Linked DNA regions of Mus musculus: regions 2 and 3 are each linked to region 1. Evidence: chromatin loops called from intact Hi-C (ENCODE). Cell type or tissue: heart. All regions are shown on one strand.

Region 1 (8,000 bases):
GCTCCTGATAAACGCAACCAAGGCCATTCTACAAAATACCAAAACTTCAAACAAGTGAAGTTTGAGAACATGCCCAGTGAAGACAAGATAAGGAGGCTGGGGTGTGAGTCTCGGGTAGAACACTTGTGAAGAGGCCCTGGGTTTAATCTCTGGACCAGAGTGGGGTAAGATAAGGAGCTGCACAGTACTCAGAAGTACTGTGAAGGCCACAACAAGGAGCCAGGATGACTAAGTGTGTTGTGATACCCAAGAGAAACTCCTGGGACATAAGTAAACGTGAAGGAAATCTGAAAAGGGTGGCAGTGCATTTAATAATGTATCAATACAAATGAGTCACACAAGATATTAATGACAAGGGAAACTGGTGTGTGATATATGAGAGCACTCGTTCATACTACGGTAAATCCATATTGTTCTAAAATAAAACTCTTAGAGAAAGGGTTTGATTATGACAAATTAATCAGTAATCTTAAGAGACTGTAGATGCGATAAAGAGAAATCTGGAGCTGATTGTGGTGGCACATGGCTGCCATCCTAACACAGGAAGGATGGCGAATTCAAGGCATGGACACAGGATTCAGAAAGATGTAGCTATTCCTGGATACTTTGTGGGCTCTTCTCTTTTTCACCCTTCTCCATCCTTTTTCTTCTACCCTTACTCCCTAACATCAGATAAGAGAGAAAAAAAGGATAGAGAGGAAAGGAAAGAGATCCCAGAATGAAGTCAGGGGCCAGAAGGGGGACAAGTTATCCTTAGACTGCATCCTGTTGATTAGGGGTGTTGAGTTCCTAGGGGCAAGTTTGATCTTCACCATCAGGATATCTAATTTCTTCTTCTCGCCAAATATTTAACAAACAGCGACCCACAGCAACCAACAGCCAATCAACAACAACCTAACAACAACCCACCCTGCCTCTCTGGGCCTTCACATTTATATACCCTCTGAAAAGTCCCCAGAATTCCAGAAGTCACTCCATCACAGAAACAATCTGCAGCTGAAAAAAGCGCACCCCTACTAGAGCCTGCGGCAAACCACAGTCAGCTGCCGTGGACACTCTGAACCAGACCCATAGCTCACACTTGGGTTTACAATGAAAACATATTTTTATAGTATTTCTATGTTTTTTAAAGAAGCCAGAACTCCAGATTTCTCACTACAGAAAGACCTTGCCTTAAAAGGGGATGGGCTAGGAGGGCACTGACGAAGCAGGTATGGTTGTCTAGCAGGTGTAAAGCCCTGGGGTCTATACCAGTATAGACCATGTGTGTAAGTACGGGTAGACGTTAAAACAGATTCAGGGAGTACACACCAGGATAATTAAATTGTAAAGTGCCAGCCAACTTCACTAAATGGCTTGTCTTATCTCTCTGAATACTTCTAGTGTACCTTTTGATTGGTTTTCTCTGGGAATCTAGTTTGCCACATTACTGGACATTTCCACTATGGCATGCATAGCTCACTAGCAAATCCCTAATGCCTTTCAATTAAAAATGTCCTGATGGCCAGGGTAACTCAGGAATGTAATCTTGCACTGAGATGGCTGAGGCAAGAGAAACACCATCACCCAGAACGCAACTGGTGTCATTTTTTCCTAGCCTACCTTGGTTAGGTAGTTATATACCATCTGTGATCAGAACAGCAATGTTCAGTGGGTATCCTTGGGTTTGTACACATTCTATGAAGGAAGAGGGTGGAGACAGGTACAGAGGACTCCCCAAACATGACTTATAAAGAGAGAGAACAAGGGCCGGAATATATATTTCAGGTCATCCAAATATTTCTCCCATCTAAAGGAACAATCAGCTAAAACTATAAAAGTAAAAATATTAAACTCTTTTACATCTTCTACTGAAAAACTATTAGGGGGTCTGACGCATAGTTTAAAACAATGCATATAAAGACTGACTTGTACAGTACAAACAAAAAATATTTGGCATTATTGGTCCCTTAGTACTTTATACAATGAAAGTAAAACTCTTCCTTAAGATTTCGTGGAAAAATCAGCCCACTGTTTAAGTACATAGAGAAAGACAGCGAAATCAGCTTTTTCCCACTGATGGAAAATTATAAAATTTGAGTATGGAACAAAATAAAGCCATGTAAATTCGCTAGACAGGGAGGGAGGCAAAACTTCTCACACAAAATGTTTGCAACCAGAGGTATATAAAGAAAATAACCCAGGAATAAAGGAATTCACTTAAAATATTAGTTTCAATAGAAATAGTTTCTCAACTTTATATTTTAGTTCTGGATGCTCACTTGTACTCCAGTAAGTAAGTCACACTCACCATGCATGCTCAAGTCAGATGGAACAACAGTAACATCAAAACAACCCTAAATGAAACAGACATTCTGGGATCAACAAATCGCCTTAAAACAAACCTCAAATGGAATTCTTGAGACAAACAATTTAAACGAGACTGCAATTAACTCTTAAAAGTACATTTCTAGGATTTAGGAAAGAGTTTTGGGGGACTGACACATGAATACTTCTTGGAACATAAAACAAGGAAGAACATTCAAATAATCGAGCTGTTTCAATATTGGCATTTCTAAAAAAACACTGAAAATGCTCTTTTCATAACGTAAGCCAAGGCAGCCCCGATGATGTAAAACAAACAAACAAACCAACCAACCAACCAACCAACCAACCGACTCCTGGACAAGAGACTATCGGATTAGCTGCACGTCTTGGAGGCGGTTGCCAACTGGAGATTAGCTCTGGAGAAACGGGTTTTGCAGCAAGAGGTAGTTATCTCCGAGCATCTATTCTCTCCACTCTTTGAAACAAACGCTGTCAAGCATCAGCACGCGTGCAGGCTGCCCTCGCAGGGCCGCGGCCGGCCCACGCCACTTGGGCTGCTCGCGCGCGAGCCGATGCTCCCGCACTCACCATTTCGATGATCTTGGTCTTGCGGCCCGTTTTTCTCTTCAAGGTGAATATGTACTGGGCCAGCACCACGCCTGCTACCACCGCGCACACACTGGCGCTCGCCACCGCGCCCACTCGCGCCACGGCCGCGCGGTCCATTGACAGGCCCGCGTGCTCTCGGCGCGGAAGCCCGGGATCCGCGGGTACGAGCCCAGGGGCGCGGCCGCAAGCCGCACACTTCCCCGGAGCCCCGCCCCGCGCGGGGGAAACCGAGGAGGCCCCGCCCAGAAGAGGTGAGGGGCGGGGACGACGGGGCGGAGACTAAGAGGTCCGCGTCCGGAATCCCGCCCTTATAGTGGGGGCGGGACTTCCTCTGACCCTGACTTCAGGAAACGCCGCAAGGACCCGGAAGGAAACAACTGTAATTAGCTACTAAATGCAAGTAGTGCATCTGTAACCCAGAATCCTGGTGACCCGGATGCTATGCTGTGCCTATAGTCCACAGTAAGATCGCACCAGAAACATCGAGAAAACAAAGTCTTGCCCCAGTGTGAGAAAATTCACCCGCCACCCACTCAGAAACTGTGCCTCGTCCTAGCCTTCATGGACTACGACACCCAGCAGGCTCAGCGGCGCTGCGTCTGACCTGCGCAGTAGCATCCTGGGTTGGAAGGCCTAGATATAGTCGTTTTTGGGAGATCTGTCAGCTGTTGGGCTTTTCAGTCACAGTCTACCTACAACTTTAGCTTACTTTCCTTAGGAGCGTGTGCAGAGAAACTTAACGTTGTTCTCTCTTGCTTAGTATATTTCAAGGGATTCATGTAGTTTACTCTGCTTCTCGCTGAGTGGGTGGGGTGTGATGAGGTGCAAGAGAGAATCTCAGGAGAGTCGCCCCCGATTCTGTGAGGTTTGGGCTGCTGCTTGGCGAGACTGTCTCTCTCTGCCTGATATATGCAACCGAAGGAAGTTAAGAATGAAAAGCCGTGGGAGAGAAAGAATTATTTTTCTGTTTTAGGTTTTTATTAGCTGGTCTAAAGCAAATTGACATAGACATTATCTTGAGTAGAACAATTCATTGTGCAAACAGAAGTTCCACAGAAATATGAGACTCAAGCTGGTCATGATGGAGCATGCTTCTGATTCCTGCATGTAGGATCCTCAGGCAGGAGGATTGCTCGGAGTACAGTGGCTGATTAACCAGGGCCATGGGTCAAAGCCTTAACGAAATGGCCAAAAATTGAGGCTGAAATATACCACCTAAATTACTGAAAGGAATATGTATTATATTTGACATTCTTGAGCAAGTTGGAGTCTGCAGGAGGGGAAATGTATGGTGACTAAAGGTTGCCTTGTGCAGATGAAAATCTTTCCAGGGGATAAAGGTGTGAGCTCAGCGATAGGGTGCCTATTACCAACCCTCAAGTTCAACAATTCTGTTTGGAGAAGCTCTTGACCTGATACATTTACTAATGACAATCTCAACAATCTCTGTCTCTGTCTCTCTCTGTTTCTGTCTCTCTCTCTCTGTTTAAATGTGTATTTCTTCTACACTAGAGATGTTTAAAATTATAAGGAATTTGTATTAATTTTCTGTGGCTGTGATAAAACACCATGACCAAGACCCCTTATAGAAGAAAGAAAGAATTTACAAGAATCCATAATGGTGGGGTCAGCATGGCAGCAGGTGGCAGCAGGCTGCTGGCATGGTAACAGAGGTACATCTTTCATCTCAACTATAAGCACAAAGTACAGAGAGCAAACGAAGTGGGACAGTCTTCAAACCCTTAAAGCAAAGCTCCAGAGACATGCTTCCTCGAAGAAGGCTGCACCTCTAAAGCTCCTGAAACAGCACCACCAACTGGAGATCATATGCTCAAATGTATGAGCCTAGGGGGGGCATTCTCACACAAACGACTATCGAATTTAAGGGAAATTCTTCAAAGAGCTTTCCCTGCTTTGAATAGTTCTCAGCATCTTTCAGATCAAAATAATTGTTGTACCAAAGTAGCCTGTTTCCCTATGGCATAGTCTGATCTCCTTTAATCATACTTTGAGGTGATATGGCTTGATTGTCATCATAATTAAAGCTAAGGATTGTTTTTCTCTGTGTCATATGTTCTCTGTCCTATCCCTGGGGCCCTTGCAAAGCACTCTAAAAATGTACCTATATATCTATATCTATAGCTTTCCTATGGGGTTGCCCTCCTCTTCAGCTTCTTCTAGCCTTTCTCTAATTCAACCACAGGAGTTTCAGACTTCAGTGCAATGTTTGGGTGTAAGTATCTGCATCTGTCTTGGTCAGCTGCTGGTTGGGCTTCTCAGAGGACAGCTATGCACACCATAGCATCAGTTATAGTGTCAGGTCTTGGAGCCTCCCCTTGAGATGGATCCCAATTTGGGCCAGTCACTGGACCTCCTTTCTACCTTTATCTCTGTAGTTCTTTTAGATAGTAATAATTCTGGGTCAGAGCTTTTGACTGTGGGATGGCAACAACATCCCTTCATCTCTCCATTTCCTCATTGTTGGGTATTTCATCTAAGGTCCCTCTCTTTGAGTTCTGAGAGACTATCATCTCCCAGGTCTCTGGTACATTCCAAAGGGTCCTCCCACCTCCTACCTCCCAAGGTTGACTGTTTCCTTTCATTCTGTTGACCCTCAGGGCTTCATTTCTGTTCCCTCCAGTACTGATCATATTCTTTTTCCCCTCCTCGCCTCTCCCACCCAGTTCCTTCCCATGATTGCTTTCTTTTTCCTCCCAAGTGGGTTTGAAGCATCCTCACTTGGGCCCTTCAGCTTGTTAACCTTTTTGAGTTCTGTGGATTGTATCCTTGGTATGTAGTACTTTTTGGGCTAATATCCACTTATTAGTGACTACATACCATGCATGTGCTTTTGGGTCTGAGTTACCTTACTCAGGATGATATTTTCTAGTTCTATTCATTTGCCTGCAAAACTCAGGATGTTCTTAATAGCTTAATAGTATTCCATTGTGTAAATGAACCACATTTTCTGTATCCATTCTCCTGTTGTGGGACATCTGGGTTGTTTCCAGCTTCTGGCTATCAGAAATAAGGCTGCTATAAACAGCGGAACACATGCTCTTGTGGCATGGTGGGGCATCTTTTAGGTATATGCCCAGGATTGCTATATCTGTTTCCAATTTTCTGAGAAACCTCTAGATTGATTTCTGAGCTCCGTAGTAACCTCCTGTTTTCATCTCTAATTGTATTGATCTGGGTCTTTTCTCTTTTATTTGGTTAGTATGAATAGGGGTTGTTAAATTTGTTTATAGTGCAAAAGAATACATTTGTCTATGTATCATTAATTTCTGCCCTAATCTTTGTTATTCTTTTTGCTCTCTACCACTTTTAGGGTTTTTGCTTGCACTTGATTTTCAAGGATTTTAAGGTACATGACTATATTACTTGAGAGCTTTTTTATTTTATTATTTTATTTATTATTGCTATAAACTTTCCTCATAGAGCTAATTTCATATCCCAAGTATTTTGACAAGTAGTGGTTTAATTTTTATGGGATTCAAGAAACTTTTAGATGTCCTCCATGATTTCTTCAAAGACACACTGGACATTCAACAATGTGTAATTCTGACTCCATACATTTGCTTAGTTTCTGTAGTTGTTTTCAAGTGATTTCTGGTTTTATTGTGCAATTACATCATCAAATACAAGAGATTACTTTGAATCTTTGACAATTTTACCTTATGACCCATTACCTATTTACCTTATGACCTATATAATGTGTTCTACTTTAGATATGATTCCAGTAGCTACTAACAAGAATATGTATTCTGTATATATGTTGGATGTGAAATTCTGTATATATCCATCATGTCCACTTGATCTATGGTATAATTTAACCCCGATTTCTCCATTAATTTTTGCTTGTTGAATGACCCATATAGGGATTAGTATATGGTATTGAAATTATCCAGTATTATGATATCAGGACCTATCATAACCTTCAAAACCATTAGTTTTAAAATGAAATTATGTCTCGATATTGATGTATTTATTTACAACTGTTATTATTCTTGATGAACTGCTTTTTAAAACTTAATATGTAGTAGCCTTGTGGGGTGGTTTGAGTGGAAAAAATCTTCCACAGGCACCTGTATTTTAACATTTGGTCCCCAGTTGGTGTACTGTTTGGGGAAGTTGTGGAACCTTTTGGAGGTTCAGCCTTATTGGAGGAAGTGTGTAACTGGCCATAATTCCATTCATGCTCTCTACTTCATGTTTGCAGTTGAGAAGATGATCTCTCAGTTTCCTGAGGCTACCAGGCCTGCTGATTGCTGCCATGTCTCCCTGCCATGAGGACTCTTATTCTACTGGAACCATAATCAAGTATAAACTCTTCTTTCTTTAAGTTGCTTTTGTCCATAGTATTTTTTCACAGTAGTAGAAAAGTAAATGATACATATTCTGTAGATGTTTGAATGAAAATGGCTCTCATAGACTCATGTATTTTAATATTTGGCCCCCAGTTTGTTGAATTACTTGGGAAAGATTCAGAAGTGTGGCCTTGTTGGAGGAAGTATATCACTGGGGTCAGGCTTTGAAGTTTCAAAAGATTTGTTCCATCTCCAGTTAGTTCTCTCTGCCTCCTGCCTATAGATCAGGATGTAAGCTCTCAGCTACTGCTCCAGTGTCATACCTGTCTGCCTATTGCCATGTTTCCTGTCATGATGTTATAAACTTACCCTCTGAAACAATAAGGCCAATAAACTCTTTCTTCTAAGTTGCCTTGTCATGGTGTCTTATCACAGGATTAAAAATAAAGTAGCTAAGACACCTTTACTTTTTCTCATTAATTTTGCTTTGAAACATATTTTATCAGATACCTATATAGGTATACTACTTGGTTTCGGTTTCTATTTGTTTAGAAGACTGTTGTCAGTCTGCTGACTCTGAGTTTGCCATATCTTTACCAGGGAGGTGTGTTTCTTGCATACAATATATAGTTGGATCTTATAGATGGGATTCCCTTCCATCTAATTGGTCTTCTATTTTCTCCAAAACCTTCCCTTCCAACTTTATGTCACTGTAGCTTGACATCTGGAAAACAGGCCTAGCTCCATACCCCAAGGATCCACCTTATTTGCTCA
Region 2 (8,000 bases), 220 kb before region 1:
GAGATGGCTCAGTGGTTAAGAGCACAAGCTCCTCACACAGAGAACCCAGGTTGAATTCCCAGCCCCACACTGCACAGGTTACAGCCCACAGTAACTCCAGTACCAGGGATCCAACCACCTCTTCTGGTCTCCGCAGACACTGCATATGAAGTAGGCCCACATGCAGGAAGATACGCATACACATACAATAAAAATAAAGAAAATCTCTGAAAGAACAAGACCTAAGTTCACTTTTAGCAAAGAGGCCAGGGAGAACAGCCATTGGAGGACATCTCATTAGACAGATCCCTTCTGCTCCACCCTACCCTCAAGCCACTGAGTAAAATTACCCCTGCCCCAATCAAATTAATACAAATGAGGGAGAAAATAAACAGAAATCAATATGAAACTAAGTATCAAAAAACTATATTTGCTTCACGAGCTACTTCGACATAATAAATCAAATCACAGTTAACCAAAAACATCTTTATTTTTTTTAGTCTTTAAAAAAAAAAAGAAGACAAAACAAAACTCTTCTTTTCCCAAAATAACCATGATTAGCTTAGAAAAATGGATGTATATCTTCAAAGAGTTTCCCTTTAACGGAAACTTCATTTATAGACTCTAAATGTTAAAGGTTTGAAAACAACGTCGAGGAAATCCATTCATACTTCAGGCCCTTCTCCTCCGGGAACCAGCTGCATTGGAGAAAAAGAATTTATTAATAACACTACCACACCACCTAAAAAACCCTTCGTGTCCCTCGTGGACCAAAGCCAGCTTTGCCTCTCCCCCATCCTTCACATCCCATCTTCTCCAAGTCCATCTGTTAGTAATCCCTACATCACTAGCTGACGTCTAAGTTATTAATGATTCCGGATGAGCTAGAAGTCGACAAAGATTAATAAGCAAGCTAATCCTAAGGACTGTACTGGCTAGTTTTGTGTCAACTTGACACAAGCTGGAGTTATCACAGAGAAAGGAGCTTCAGTTGAGGAAATGCCTCCATGAGATCCAACTGTGGGGCATTTTCTCAATTAGTGATCAAGAGGGGAGGTCCCCTTGTGGGTGGGACCATCTCTGGGCTGGTAGTCTTGGGTTCTATAAGAAAGCAGGCTGAGCAAGCCAGGGGAAGCAAGCCAGTAAGGAACATCCCTCCATGGCCTCTGCATCAGCTCCTGCTTCCTGACCTGCTTGAGTTCCAGTCCTGATTTCCTTTGGTGATGAACAGCAGTATGGAAGTGTAAGCCAAATAAACCCTTTCCTCCCCAACTTGCTTCTTGGTCATGATGTTTGTGCAGGAATAGAAACCCTGACTAAGACAAGGACCAAAGCACTTTCAACAGCTGCCCTGAGGCACAGATCACCAAGGCTCCCTTCCCATCCTCAGTGTGTCTATCTCAGTGCCATGAACATTGCCAACGAAATAGAAGTTTAAGTCAGTTCCATAATCCCTACACTACAAAAGTAAAATAATTTCCAGAGAAAAGTTTTAATGTCTTACCATTGTTATATTATTTCCATTTAGTAGAATTTGATCTAATTTTGTAATTCTTCTTCCTTCTGGTGTAATTTCACTAAAAAGATAGATTAAATGGAGTCTGGATAAACAAGTAATCAAAGGCAGTATTAGAAACACTTTCCCTCCCTAAAAGTCCTACTGGGGTAAGGAGAATAGCTTGGTGGCAGAGCACACACACAAGGCCCTGGGTTCAATCCCTAGTGACAAAGCTGTTATTCTTACACATGATTCAATGTGAACGCATATAATTACAGTAAATATATACAGAATACAAACTGCCCATTGGATAATACTCATGTAAATATAATTCACCATAAAGCTTGTTCACACTAATTTCTTACAAATTCAGGAATAATATGAAGATAATAATCCTTTAACTGGACCTCACAAACACCAGTAAATAACGTTTCAGTATTAAGGTATTTTCCAACAAGTAATTTTTTTTATATCGATCATACTAAAGCTGCTATGGAGGTTTAAAGGAGAATGGCCTCCACTTGGTCCTCTGTTGGCAAACTGGAAATGATTAGGAGGTGTGGCCTTTTTTGGAGGAGGTGTATCACCCTGTTAGGCTTTGAGATTCCAAAAACCTAAATTATACCCACTTAGTGCGCTCGCGTTCTCTATTTACTTCTCTCTCTCTCTCTCTCTCTCTCTCTCTCTCTCTCTCTTGGTTATTATCTAACATATAAGCTCTTAGCTAGGACAGTCAGGGACTCTAACCATCTGAAACTGTAAGCAAGCCCCCAGTTAAACGCATTCTTCCATAAGATACCTTTGTCATGCTGTCTCTTCACATTAATAGAAAAAAGTAATCAAGGCACCATCTTTAATTAAAAAGAGATTTCCTCCCCTCCTCTCAAATTTTTTTAATTTTTTAAATACTACTCACAATTCTGTGACATCTTCCAACACCATATCTGAATTTAATGTTAAGAAAATAAATAAGGTTTATTCAGGTATATGTTTTTGTTTGGTTTAAAATATGTTCAACACTATGATAGTGCAAATTCAAAAGGTTTGTTGTTGGCAAGAGCCCTATCAACTGTCAGCAAACACACCTCTTAAAATACTACCAAGTTCCTGGAAAACAAAATTATTCTTAATGTAATAACCAGAAATTCTTCGGTTGTCTATAGTTCTTTCTTATATTAATACATCTTTAGAAACCTACACCATTCCCGCTTTTAAAAAGGATACTGACAAAGTCATCAAATCCTAGAAGTGTCCCGACAATTTCTTTATCACTCTTCATCACAATGTGAATTCTTGACCCTATACATTTGTCCACAAGCTCTGTGGAAGGAAAAGGGTAATTTTACCTACTTATTAGATCGACCAACATTTGAATGCCTACTTCACTTATTATTTTTTATCATTAAAGATAAGCAAAAACATTCAGTTTTTTGCTATTTATTTATTTATTTACTTACTTTTATTAATCATTCCATCTGTTTACATCTCAAATGATATTCCCCCTTCCTGGTTACCCCTCCACAACACCCCTCCCATATCTACCTTCTCCCCACTCCCCAATTGCTTCTATGAGGGTGCTCCCCCACCCACCCACCCACTCCAGCATTCTCCTTATGCTGTGGCATCAAACTCCACAGGATCAAGAGCCTCCCCTCCCAATGATGTCAAAAAAGGCCATACTCTCCTACATATGTATCTGGAACCATTCGGTAATTTTACATCTTACACAAATCTCTGTTTAATCGTTAGCACAAATGTTTGCCTTAGCTTTCACTTAACTCTTTATTTGCAATTAATAGGACTGTGATTTTTATTTAGATTATTTGATTAATGTATGAAAACACACACCATGAGGTGGGTGGAGACCATAACTGTTTTTCTTCATCAGTGTTTGTACCGATAAACAATATCTAACACTGCAAAAACTTTCAATCACAGACACATTCACTAAGCTCACCAGCCCCAAAACATGACAAGGGAGAAGCATTATTACAGACACCGGCTTTCCCGTCACTCCTTCTCTCACTTAACCTTAACTCTCTGTGCTCCTGGGCCAACCTGTTCATCTCAGCATCTTAGAATTGCTCAGCACGATGCGTGCCGGTGTGCGATCTTGAAAGCAATGGCTGTAATTCAAGTTCATTATTCAACAGTTCTCTGGCACTGCGCGGGAATTGCTTGTTGAATTAATGAACGACGGGGCTAGTTTCCAGATTTCTATTGTAAGATTCATTGTATGCCGTGGCGCACTCCTTACCCAAGCCAATACAGGGTCTACCTGATCTGGAGACCAAGAAGGCCAAGCTGAGAACTGGGACTGCGCGACTCATGACATCTTACTGGCGAGCTCAAAAAGGCCGAGCACGTCCTTCACTAAGTGGGACCCTCACCGACCACCGACAGGCAAAACGGTCTGTCTGTCTGCCCAGTGACGCCAAGGACCGGACAGCCGGGCCCGGAGGGGCGGTGGCCCAGCCTCGGCCCCCAGCGTGGAATTGCAGCAACCCGACCGCTCCCCAAACAAGACTTTTACCTAGTGGCAGGAGTTGGGACGGGTTCGTGGTCGCGTTAGCCGCCATGGCCACGCCGGAAGTGGCTAAGGACACCGGCGCAGACTTTAAAATTGCGCGCTTCCGCCCTTTTCCACAGCTGGTTCAGACAAGACTAATCCAAAGCCGATCTTGAGATCCAGAGGATCCCAATGGATCGCAGACAGATTCGATAGAGAGGTTCGGATCTCTATCCCTGCCACCAACCCAACAGGCACCTATGGTACCCCCAAGTTTTGCTAAACTTCAGAGATAATTTGCCGCCGGAAGACCAGCATACGAGATCTCTGAGTCGGTTAATTTTCCTCTAGAAGGTTGCATTTCAAGCCTGTATCTTTCTTCAGAGCAATAAAATCAATTTATATTTCCTACTATAAACTCGTTCTGCATGCTCCTCAACAACTACTCATTTTTTTTTTTTTAAGGAATCTGGTACTTTTAAGGCCAGAGGACTGAAAGTCTATAAAGCAGCATTTTTCACAAGCTTTTTTTTTTTTAGAAAAAACAAACAAACAAACAAACAAACAAAAAACTTCTACTATTATTTAATTTCTTCTTGTCGTTTCTAGGTGTCTGGTTTATTACAGGCATTAAAGTCACTATCAGTTTTCAATTTGCAGGCAACCGTAAGATGTCACTCTGTATGTTGACTCCATCATGTTTGGAAACCTTGCTATCACACTTCTGCATTGGAAAAGATTAAAAAGCCCCCTTTTAACGTGGAGTGGCCAGTAAACCCAACACTTGAGAGACAAAAGGAGGCATCTGTTGCAGGCATGGCCCTCTTAGACCCCGACACAAAATAAGAAATTAAAACTAACAAGGGCTAGCTGGTAGCTTGGCTATAGGGTACTTTCCTAGCATTCATGAGGCCCGGAGTTTGGGCCCTAGTGTTTTTTGTTTGTTCGTTTACGTGCTTGTTTTGTTGTTGTTGTTGTTGTTGTTGTTGTTGTTAAAGCAGATAAATACTTTGCCTTTGTCCATCTCATGTGACAGACTTAAAACCAAACAGCCTAAATATGAGAGATGAGCACCCTTCATTCCTCCATTGAAAAAACATATCAGTGGAATATTGTTTGACTAGCAGCTTGCTGGATACATAAAACAATGTTCAGAAAAGTCTTCAACCAAGAGAGTGGGAAGGAGGACAAATAGTACATTTCATGTGCACAGCACTATGGGATTTAATATGGAAAGCAATGAAAACTCAGCTCCATTCTCAATTCCAAGCCAGTGGTGGCTTTTTTTCCTCCACGCCCAATCTATAAGTCTTACAGATCTACTAGGTCCCAAGGCAATTACAAACACACTTGACAGCCATCCTTTTGAGGTAAGAGTCAGGATTAAGTTCCTTGTGCTTAAAACAAGTTAAAACACTGTCCCTTGGCCACAGCTTGAAGAACTGAGGAGTTGTTGGGAGTCTTCTCACACAGTGACTAAGAATGGGTAAGCAGAGAAGAGGCAAAAGCCGCATTCTGAGAAAAGGAAACATTGTGTGCAGTGGATGTGTGTCACTCCAAGCTTCTCTTGTTGATCTTGTCTTTAAACCATACCCATTTCTCCCACATTGAGCATAAAACACTTGCCTTTTCAAATCCATTTCCTGAGTAACCCCAGTCTTCACTCATTTTTTTTTCTATTTAACTGCATGATACTGCTCAATGTCCTGGTAAAGATGTTCAGTTTGCAGGACCCTGGCCAGAGATGATCACCTATCCTGACTTGTGTAGTCTTGTTGGAGGCCGATGCTGGCTGACAGCAGTGTCAATAGCTGTCAGGATTACTTGGATGTATTTTTTAATATAATTATTCAAAGTTAGCTACCCTTCAAAAACCCGATTCCTCAAGACTAAGAACACTGGGACATAGCATAGTGATTAAATCCACTGGTTCTGAATTTAGTGACTTTTAGTCAAATCCAAACTTCACAATTTTTAAAAGCTTTTAAAACTGTTTTTAAAATTACATTGAATTGTGTGCACCATATGAGTGCACACACATGTGTAATAGAAGAAAATTTGAAGGAATGTGTTCTTTCCTTCTATCATGTGTATTCCGGGGCTCAAACTCTGGTCAACAAGCATGGCAGAAAACACCTTTATCTAGAGCCATCTCACTAACCCCAACACAGTTTCTACTAATTATTTTTTCTTATGTGTACATTATTTAAGCTTTTTAAATCTTAGTTTTTCTATTAGAAGCACTGATAGTAATGGCAAACACAGTATTATTTTTAATTAATTAATTAATTAATTAATTATATGGGTGTTTCGTTTGCATGTATGTCTGTCTTTGTGACTTTTCTATTGATGTGAAGGGACACTCTTGCGCGCGCTCGACTGGCCAGGAAGAACGACGCTGCAACAGGATCCTTCTGCACACGTTTATTGGGAGAGCTTGATTGTAGAGGCGAAAAGACTTCGAGCCCAGAACTGGTGCTGCTTTTATAGGCCTAGGAGGGGCGTGTCTCACACCCGGATTGGTTATGCACTAAGCCTCATTTGCATGTTCCTCATCTGATTGGCTACTCTCTCTCAGTACCTTACAGAACCTCATTATCATACCTCATTTGCATGTCTCACATCTGATTGGTTATACTCTCAGTACCTTACAGAACCTCATTATCATGCCTGGGCCAGGCAGTGTCTTTGCAAAAAAATTTACTGCATATGTACACATTGGTTGTTTGTCCAATCTTATGTGTGGTGGCCAGCAGTAGTCAGTGCCACTCAGCAACAGCACATGTGGCTTCCCACAGGACACCACAACCAAGGCAACACTTAAACATCAATTGGGAACTTGCTTTAAGTTGCAGAGCTTTAGATCATTATCATTCTTGTGGGGGGGCAGTAATAGCAGCATCCATGGCACTGGAGCAGTAGCTGAGAGCTACATCCTGATCCACAGGCCAAGAGAAAAAGATTAGTCCTGGCATGGCTTTTGATAACCTCAAAGCCCCGCCCCCCGCTTCCAGTGACATACTTCCTCTAAGGCCACACCTACTAATCCTTCTAATCTTTTCAAACAGTTCCAAACACTGGAAATTAAACATTCAAATATATGAGCCTATGGAGTTCATTTTTATTCAAACCAGCTTATTGTCTGTGCACAATATATGTGTCTGGTGTCCATGGAGGCCAGAGAGGGCACCAGATCCCTTGGGACTTAAATCACAATTATGAATCCCATGCAGATGATGGGAATCAAACCCAGGTCTCCTAGAAGAGGAGCCAATACTCTTAACCATGGAACTACCTCCCTCACCAACTTAAAATATTATTTTAATGATTAAATGAAATAACCTATGAAAATTGGTTAGGACAAGATCTAGTACACAGCAATAGGTATTCTGTGTGATGTCTTGTTACTTATTTGCCGCAGACCCTCTGGGCCCCTTTGTCTGCGTGGAACGGGTCTCTAGTCTCGGGTGGGCAAAGCGTCGGATGAGTGACAAACAGAAGCACACAGGAGAGGTTGTGTGGAATCTGAATGTATTTTTCAAATCGAGCATCAGACTTTTTATGCAGAAGACAATAAGGAAGTTGGGTGACATATTCGCAAGGTACAAATGAGGTAACCAGAATCTTACATAAAACAGAGGAATGCAAACACAGGTCTAACGGGAACCACCTGGGATAGAATTTATTGTTAACAACTGGGATCAAAAAGGGCTCCACCTAAGATTTGATTAATCTTAGAAGCCAGGGTCAAGGGCTTCGTGCCCTTGCCATAGTTCCTATTTTAGTCTATTTATAGTCCACCTTCCCCTTAGGCCATTGTAAATATGTGTGTATGGGTGTAACTCAGCTATAGTCTTAGAAGCCAGGTGTGAGGTCTTTACTCTCTTAGGGCAAGGGCTTTCACACCCAAGTCATGGTTCTAACTAGGGAGTTCCATTCTATCTAACCATCTCATGAATAATGCTATACTCTAAAACCACAGCCCAATCTACTTCCTAAACCACTGTAAATTCC
Region 3 (8,000 bases), 660 kb after region 1:
AGGAAATGTCCAAATTAACAAGATCAGAAGTGAAAAGAGAGACATATTAAGAGACACCAAGGAAAGCCAAAGAGTCATTAGACCTTATTTCAAAAAAGTACTCCACAAAATTGAAAAAATCTAAAAGAAATTGATAGTTTTCTCAATTGATCTACCTACCAAAATTAAATCAAAATCAGAAAAACAATTAAAATAGACTTATAGTTCCTAGTGAAATAGAACACTCATTAATAGTCTTCCAACCACAAAAAGAAAAAAAAAAAACCAAAACAACAACAAAAACCACGCAGGGTCATATGGTCTTAATATAGAAGTCTACCAATCTTTCAAAGAAGAGTTAACACCAATACGCTTCAATTTATTCCATAAACTAGAAACAGAAGAAACATTGTCTAATTCATTTTATGAGTCCCCAGTTACCCTGACACCCTTAAGTATATACATACAAAAAGTACTTAATAAAATACCTTCAAACTGAATGCATGAACATGTAAAAAGAATCCACAGGATCAAGTAGACTTCATCCCAGAGATGTAGTGGTTGTTCAGTGTATGAAAAATCAATAAATATAATTAATCCACCATATAAACAAAGAGAAAAGTTACAAGATCATCTCACTAGATGAACAAAAGGCCTTTGACAAAATCGAACACCCTTTCATCATAAAAGTGCTGGAGAGATTAGGGCTACAAGGAACATACCTCAATATAATAAAAGCAGTTTAAAGCTAGCCTATAGTGAATGTCACACTAAATGAAGAAAAACTCAACACAATTCCACTAAAATCAGGAACAAGTCAAGGTTGCATACTTTCTTCATATGTATTCAATATAGCATTTGAAGTCTTAGCTAGAACAATAAGACAACTAAAGAGATCAAAGGTATACAAGTTGGAAAGAAGTCAAAATATTTCTATTTGCAGATGATATATAAGTGACCCTAAAAATTCTACCATAGAATTTCTACAACTGATAATTTCAACAAAGTAGCTGGATACAAAATTAACTCATAAAAACATCAGTAACCCCCCTATATACAAATGACAAACAGAGAAAGAAATTCAGGAAATAGTATCCATCACAATAGCCTCAAATAATATAAAGTATTTTGGGGTAAGACTAACCAAACAAGTGGAAGACTTGTATGAGAGAACTTCAAGTCTTTGAAGAAGGAAATTGAAGAAGACATCAGACAATGGATGTCTTCATGCTCATGGATCAGTAGAATTGACATAGTAAAAATGGCCATCCTACCAAAGGCAATCTACAGATTCGATGCAATCTCTATTAAAATTCCAGCACAATTCTTCAAAGAGCTTGAAAGGACAATTTTCTACTTCATATTGAAACACAGACACACACACAATCGATGCTAGCGAAAACAATCCTGCACAATTGAAGAACTTTTGGGGCTCTCAAGTTATACTACAAAGCTATAGCAAGACAAGTAGTATACCATTGGCATAAAAGCAGGCATGTTGATTAATAGAATAGAACTGAACACCCAGAAATAAGTCCACATACTTATAGACATGTGATTTTTGAGAAAGAAGCTAGAAATACAAACTAGAAAATAGAATCTTCAAAAAATGGTGCTGATCAAACTGAATGGCTGCATGTTAAAGAATACTATGAGGAATTTCTTTTCTGATTTTGTTGTCTACTTGGTATTCTGTATATTCGTGTATCTTTTTAACCCAGAGAGGTTAGGCATAGAGGAAGGGACTAGGAAGACACATGGATTTTTTTCTGGGATGGAGAAATAGAAATGGATTTTACTGGTAGAGGAGAGGAAGGCATGAGAATGGGAGGTTCTGGTGGGAAAGAAGAGAGGAAATGGAATTTAGAGAGGCAATGAGAGGAGGAACAGCTAGTATTGAAACTCATTTGAAGAATATGGAAACCTGATGTAGTGGAAACTTCCTAAAATAATGAAGGTGGTCCTATTGAAGTCTCTAAATAATGAGGGAGATGGAACCCCAACTGGCCATGTCTGTCCCAGTGGAAAATTTCAGTCTGGGATTAAGTTTTATCCAGTTGAGTTATTGGTTGAAAGGGTCGCTATGAAATCCTCAAATACTTCAGGCTGTTGCCAAGAAAATAGGTGTCTCTCAACAAACCAACAGCAAGTTTTCATTGCTGAAGTCAATACTCACACAATGCACTGAATGTGGAGTCCCATGTTCTAATGTCTATGACAGGCAAAGGGACTCTGCAGGTTGCTAAAAGAGAAAAGTAAACCAATCCAACCATAAAACCCTTGATCTACAATTTGTCCTGCTTGGAAAATATGCTAGGGCAATGGTGGCACAAACCACGTGGAGTAACCAACTGATTTCAGATTTGACTTAAGGCCTACACCATGAGATGGAAGGAACCCATACCTGACACTGCTCAGGTGACCAAGAACCAGAACCTAGGACAAAACCAAATACTACTGGTCTAAGAAAAACAAAAGGGTAACAATAAAATGACTCAATAATAGTCTGCTAGGCTCATATGGCAGTGCCTTATTCAGCCATCATTAGAGAGGCTTCAACCTGCAGCAGATGGGAATAAACACAGTGACCCACAACCCTTTCAGTGCTGTGTTTGTTTTCAAAGGTGGGGAGGGAGGGAGGGAGAAAGGGAGGGAGGGAGGGAGGGAGGGAGGGAGGGAGAGAGAGAGAGAGAGAGAGAGAGAGAGAGAGAGAGAGAGAGAGAGAGAGAGAGAGAGAGAGAGAGAGCCAGAGAGAGCCAGAGTCACCTTGGAACACACAGCTCTAAAGATGTCTCCCTTAAATTCCTTCAGAGCTCAGCAAACCTGCAAAAGAGTGTTCACTTTTTTTCTGTTGGCTTGTGTAGCTTTGATGTGAAGGTTTTCATTTCTTTACATATCTGGCCCCTGCCCTTACTCTGCAGTTGGATTCAGTTGGACAGCAGCTTCTCCATTGCAGCTCAGTTAGGGTTCATTATTAATTACATCCTTACAGGCTTCCCAGCTTTGGCTTTCTAGGCCTCTTTGAAATTCTCAAAAAAGTTCTGTAACCCCCTGAACATACTCCATAATCTATTTATTATACATATAGGTTTACCATGTGGTGCTTAATGTGTGATCTGAAAATTAATAATCAAGACTGGAATAAAAGAACCCCAGCTAGAATTGCCAAGGAAAGCAGATTCCCTGGGAACTGGTTGCCACTGAAATTGCTACAACTTGTGGATATTGTCACTTAATAAATATTTCACAGACCTAGAAATTTGTCCAGAGCATCAGGACTCACAAGTGGCTTACTCATGATGGAGATACTTTCTTCTTCCCTGTCTTCTCAGATACTCAGTACTGAAAATTCAAGCAGCCAGGTTTCAAAATGACCCTAGAAATGCCTGTGAGAAAGATGTTAGTGGTGTGGGACAAGCAGGCACTTACTGGAAAGAACTATGACGTAAGGGACTGGGCAGTGCCCTTGGGAGGAGTTAGGGAAGCTAGGTCACTTGCTTTTGGGAGCCCATCTGACATACCAGAGCCGCGGGTGGCTGTGCACCGCAGGGATGTATTTCAGCTGGGCTGCAGGAAGCCGGAAGCCTCGGCGCCTGAAGGCGGGAACCAGCGGCATTGAACTCTTGCAGGCAGCCAGCGGGGAACACCACTCGCTCCTACTGTTCAGCAACCACAGGGTGTATTCCTGCGGGGACAACAGCTGGGGACAGCTGGGCCAGAGGAGAGACCAGAGTACCGAAAGGCCAGGTGACTTCCAAGCTCCTGAGCAGGTGCTCAGGACAGTATGTGGGGGCCTCGGGTCCAGGGGACCAGGGGACCAGGGGACCAGGGATACCGGGTGGCTGGACCAGGGATATCAGAAGCTGGAACCCTGTTTTAAGCAGCTTGCATCAACTGGTCAACTCCTAGAGCTCTGGAGTTTGTATTTGTTTCGGTTTCCAATTCCTCTTCATTGAGAAACTGAAAGCAAAAAAGCAAGCTTTCCTCTGGATAGAAAGAAAGTCCCTCCTCCTTACCAAGCTAAGCCTGAGAGAACTTTCTGGAGGGGGTGGGGTGGGGGGAATCTGATTTCCAAACCGAAAAGCTTAGCAATAACTTGGGGCATCTTCTCTCCTAAGGTTTTGTTTTTGTTTTTTGTTTTTTTAAAAAAGTATAATAGCATTTTTCGGCATTAAAGCTGATGTAGGAAAGTACTAAAGAAGCCACCTGTAGGGTCTTGAGAGATGGCTCGGTGGTTAAGAGTTCAGCTCCTGACACTTATGCGGCAGTTTACAACTACCTATAATTACAGTTCCAGAGGATCCTATGCCTCTATGGGTACCAGCACACACATATATGCACACAGTGATGCGCAAGCGCAAGCGCGCGCGCGCACACACACACACACACACACACACACACACACACACACGTAAAAATAATAAAATATTTAAAATTTAAAAAGTCACCTATAATTACACCAAAAGCAACTCTAAGACCATTGCAGCTCCTCGTTTTATCTTCTGCTTATGTATTTAATTTTTATAGGAATTTTGTCATTATGAGTTATTGTAATTGTATCTAAACAAGAAGTTGTGGTTTTACCAAAACATTAATCCACTAGGGGATTTTATATATGATATTGATTCACTTCTAAGTAACTTCAAACTAACTAAAGTTCTAGTTTGTTTTTCTGGTTTTAATTATCTATTTTTGCCACTTTATATGCTAAGCAAGCACTCTACCACTGGACTATTTTACATTCCCATTGACTATATTTGATTATGTGTGTAGAATAATTTGAAGAACTGTGTAGAACACGAAAACTATTCCTCTGTCCCTTTGGATTCAGTTTCTGGAAGCTACAAATTTAACTTGAAAAAAATGAATAGGCAAAAAACAGCATGGGATTTTATTAGTCTTTTACCTAGAGAGTAATTTTTGTGTATATAGGAATTCACAGAAAGTAAAAGAGGTGCTTAGATCCAGGAACTTGTGTACTTAACAAAAGAAAAGAGGTTGGATAATAAATTGTGGGGAACCATCTAAGAAATAATGATAAAGCCCTTGCCAGACACGAATGGGCACCTTTCAGTTTCGTTTCCGTGGGCTGTGAATCTTATTTTGAGCTAGGTTTCAGTTTGCTCAGATAGGAACTCAAGGTGCTCCGACTTTGCCTGCCAAGTTGTGTCCAGGTAGTCCATAAAAACTGCTGTCTTTCCACACATGTATAAACATATTGGGTTTACTTCTTCATGATGTTTAGTAAGAACTTTAGAATTGATTTAACCAACACTGAGGGACACAAAGAATCTGGGTAACTCCCCTCCTCCCTTTTCAGAGGCAATTCCTGTCTTAAACTCCAGACATTTATAATCTTATGGAAGGTTTTTCATTTTCTTTTCTCTTTCTTTTTCTTTTTCCTTTCTTTTTTTCTTTCTTTCTTTCTTTCTTTCTTTCTTTCTTTCTTTCTTTCTTTCTTTCTTTTTCTCTCTCTCCCTTTCTTTCTTTCTTTTTCTCTCTCTCCCTTTCTTTCTTTCTTTCTTTCTTTCTTTCTTTCTTTCTTTCTTTCTTTCTTTCTTTCTTTCTTTCTTCTTTCCTTCCTTCCTTCCCTCCTCTCTCTCTCTCTCTCTCTCTCTCTCTCTCTCTCTCTCTCTCTCTCTCTCTCTCTCTCTCTCTCTCTTTAAAATTTGTTTCTGTTCCCAAAGAACCAATTCAGGCACTGAATGATCTGCATGTTGACCTGGTGAGCTGTGGGAAGGAACACTCTGTGGCTGTCTGCCACAAAGGAAAGGTCTTCGCTTGGGGAGCCGGTTCTGAAGGGCAGCTGGGGATTGGAGAATTTAAGGAAATAAGCTTTATGCCTACGTAAGTATTTCAATTCACTACTTTCCAGTATTTTTAAGTGCTAAGTACTCAAATGCCATGGCACAGAGATTACTAGTGTAAGGGTTAAAATGTGCTGAGAAAAGTGTTCAGGAAATCATGTGTAGAATCAGTTCATTAAATAGAGGGCCATGAAGGAGAGAGTAAGGATGAAATGATATGCGATTCTTAAGTCCTGATATTACTTATTGTAATACAAGTATGGGAGCCCCCTTGAACTTCTACAGTAAATAAATAAATAAATAAATAAATAAATAAATAAATAAATAAATAAAGTATTTTAAACTACAAACTATCAAGATACCAAGGACTAAGAAAGAAATCTTACTTGATTATCTTGTATCTGACTAAAGAAGAGCCTCTCACATTATTTCCCAAATGCTCAAGCTCCTATATGGGAGAATATCCATTACCATTGTGATGGAAAAGGTTAATGGAACATGCTGTCCTCTTCCACTGATGCTCTAAAATGCATAGACCTTTGCTGAGACAGGAGAATCAGAAGTTCAAGGTCATCCTTACCTACATCCTTACCTACATCAGAGACCAGCCAGGCCTATGTGAGACCCGTTCTTACCCTTCTCCCCTTAAAAACTAACTCTAAGTGCCACAAGCAGACACAGACAAACAAAAAACCCAACCCACACCAAAGAAAGACAACAGATGCTAGGGGATTTTGGCTGTGGGCTGTGTGTGGAAGTGAAGATAGTGGATTAAGGAGTGCACAGCAGAGACTCGTGGTTCTTGTCAGGTAGTCAGATGTCTTGTCATTTAGTGATGCAATGGTTAGATGGATGACATTCCTGCTGTTTCCAAACACTACAGCCAGTGAAATGACAGCCATGGGAGTGGCATTAGCAGGGTCGGTGTGGGAAAGAAGACTCTCTGGTCCTTTGAAAAGATATGGGAGGTGCAGAATAGGAAAACCCAATGCTACTGTCTTCAGAGAGGAACAGGGGTGGTCTGTAGTTCTTGGAAGCTGGGAGCAAAACCCTTCTCCTAAATAGCGAAAATCATAAAAAGCAGGAAGGAAAAAAACCAGCTTAACACTTTGGAAAAGTGGTATTCCAGAAGCACAGAATAACATTGTTCGCTGAGATCTGATGTCTCATCTAAAATACTTTTACATGTCTGTAATTTCTTTGATAACTCATCCTAAAGAAGGTTCAACAGATTTCTGTGACTTTTTTTAAATATAGGAAAATAAAAGCTCTGGCTGGCATAAAAATAATCCAAGTTTCCTGTGGACACTACCACTCTTTGGCCTTATCAGAAGGTAAGGAATACTTAGAGGGCCTCTGTCATTAGGAAATATTTTAAAATAATGTTGTGGAGATTTGATTAGGACTGGACTGACGCTCTTCATTGCTTTTGGTAGGATGGTCATTTTCACAATATTATTTCTGCCTGTTCATAAGCATTGGAGAGCTCTTCATTTTCTAATGTCTCCAAATCTCTTCACTCAGAGATTTTAAGTTTTCATTGTAGAGGTCTTTCCCCTCCTTGCTTAGCTTGGTTCCTAGATAGTTATTTTCTTTGAGGCTATTGTGAGTGGGCATGTGTCCATCACTTCTTTCTCATATTGTTTATTGATGGCCTTTAGAAAGGTTACTGATTTTGAAGAGTTGATTTTTGTGTCATGTCGTTTTGCTGAAATTATTGGTTCTTTCTAGAAGTTTTCTGATAGGGTATTTGGAGTCAGTTATGCCTACTAGCGTGTCATCTGAAAATAAAGATAATTTTACTTTTTCATTTTTATCTTTGACTCTTAAATTTCCTCTGTTGCGTTCTGCTCCAAATAGTGCTTGGACAGTGCTTAGGACAGTAGACAGCTTCTCCACCTTCCTAGTTTTAATGGGAGTGACTCAAGTTTATCTTCACTTATGATATTTCTCAAATATTAATTTTTAATTTAAAATTAATTTTATTAATTATTAATTTGCGTTACATTCCCTCTAGTACTACTATCTCTAGGATTTTTATTCTGACAGTACGTTGGATTTTCTCAAAGGCATTTGCATTTATTGAGATATTTATCTTATCTTTAAATCTATTTATGCCAGCTGGAGACCCTTTATTATTGTTTCAATCACATTTGTTGTGAGTCTGTTTAGGGTGTTAATTTCTTTGGTGGTTTGGATAAATCTAAAAATCTG

Evidence for each region. Peaks named below come from ENCODE experiments on the same cell type or tissue, not always from the same donor. Only the 100,000 strongest peaks of a DNase experiment are listed, where the experiment ranks them.
Region 2: it touches region 1 in a loop (4-fold over the local background); 17 of 42 quality-filtered maps call a loop at or near these places.
Region 3: a loop joins it to region 1, with 4 times the contacts of the local background. A loop is called at or near these places in 8 of 42 quality-filtered maps.

Annotation. Positions count from the first base shown.
Region 1 is chr6:56,920,777-56,928,776 of GRCm38, forward strand. Nt5c3 (5'-nucleotidase, cytosolic III) reads right to left here and starts at 3,156. Exons shown (of 9, transcript NM_026004.3): 1 at 2,896-3,156. The coding sequence starts at 3,033. It also overlaps a transcript of Vmn1r4 not described here. In heart, no CTCF peak of the experiment used is centred here; a DNase peak (open chromatin) is centred at 3,165; H3K4me3 peaks cover 3,953 bases; H3K27ac peaks cover 2,182 bases; H3K27me3 peaks cover 335 bases.
Region 2 is chr6:56,700,613-56,708,612 of GRCm38, forward strand. Lsm5 (LSM5 homolog, U6 small nuclear RNA and mRNA degradation associated) reads right to left here and starts at 4,087. Exons shown (of 5, transcript NM_025520.3): 1 at 4,011-4,087; 2 at 2,702-2,797; 3 at 2,394-2,421; 4 at 1,484-1,556; 5 at 451-677. The coding sequence starts at 4,056. The coding sequence ends at 645. In heart, a CTCF peak has its summit at 4,050; a DNase peak (open chromatin) is centred at 4,179; H3K4me3 peaks cover 1,695 bases; H3K27ac peaks cover 1,034 bases.
Region 3 is chr6:57,577,507-57,585,506 of GRCm38, forward strand. Herc6 (hect domain and RLD 6) reads left to right here and starts at 3,486. Exons shown (of 23, transcript NM_025992.2): 1 at 3,486-3,726; 2 at 5,667-5,826; 3 at 7,044-7,120. The coding sequence starts at 3,531. In heart, no CTCF peak of the experiment used is centred here; a DNase peak (open chromatin) is centred at 3,545; H3K4me3 peaks cover 1,175 bases; H3K27ac peaks cover 790 bases.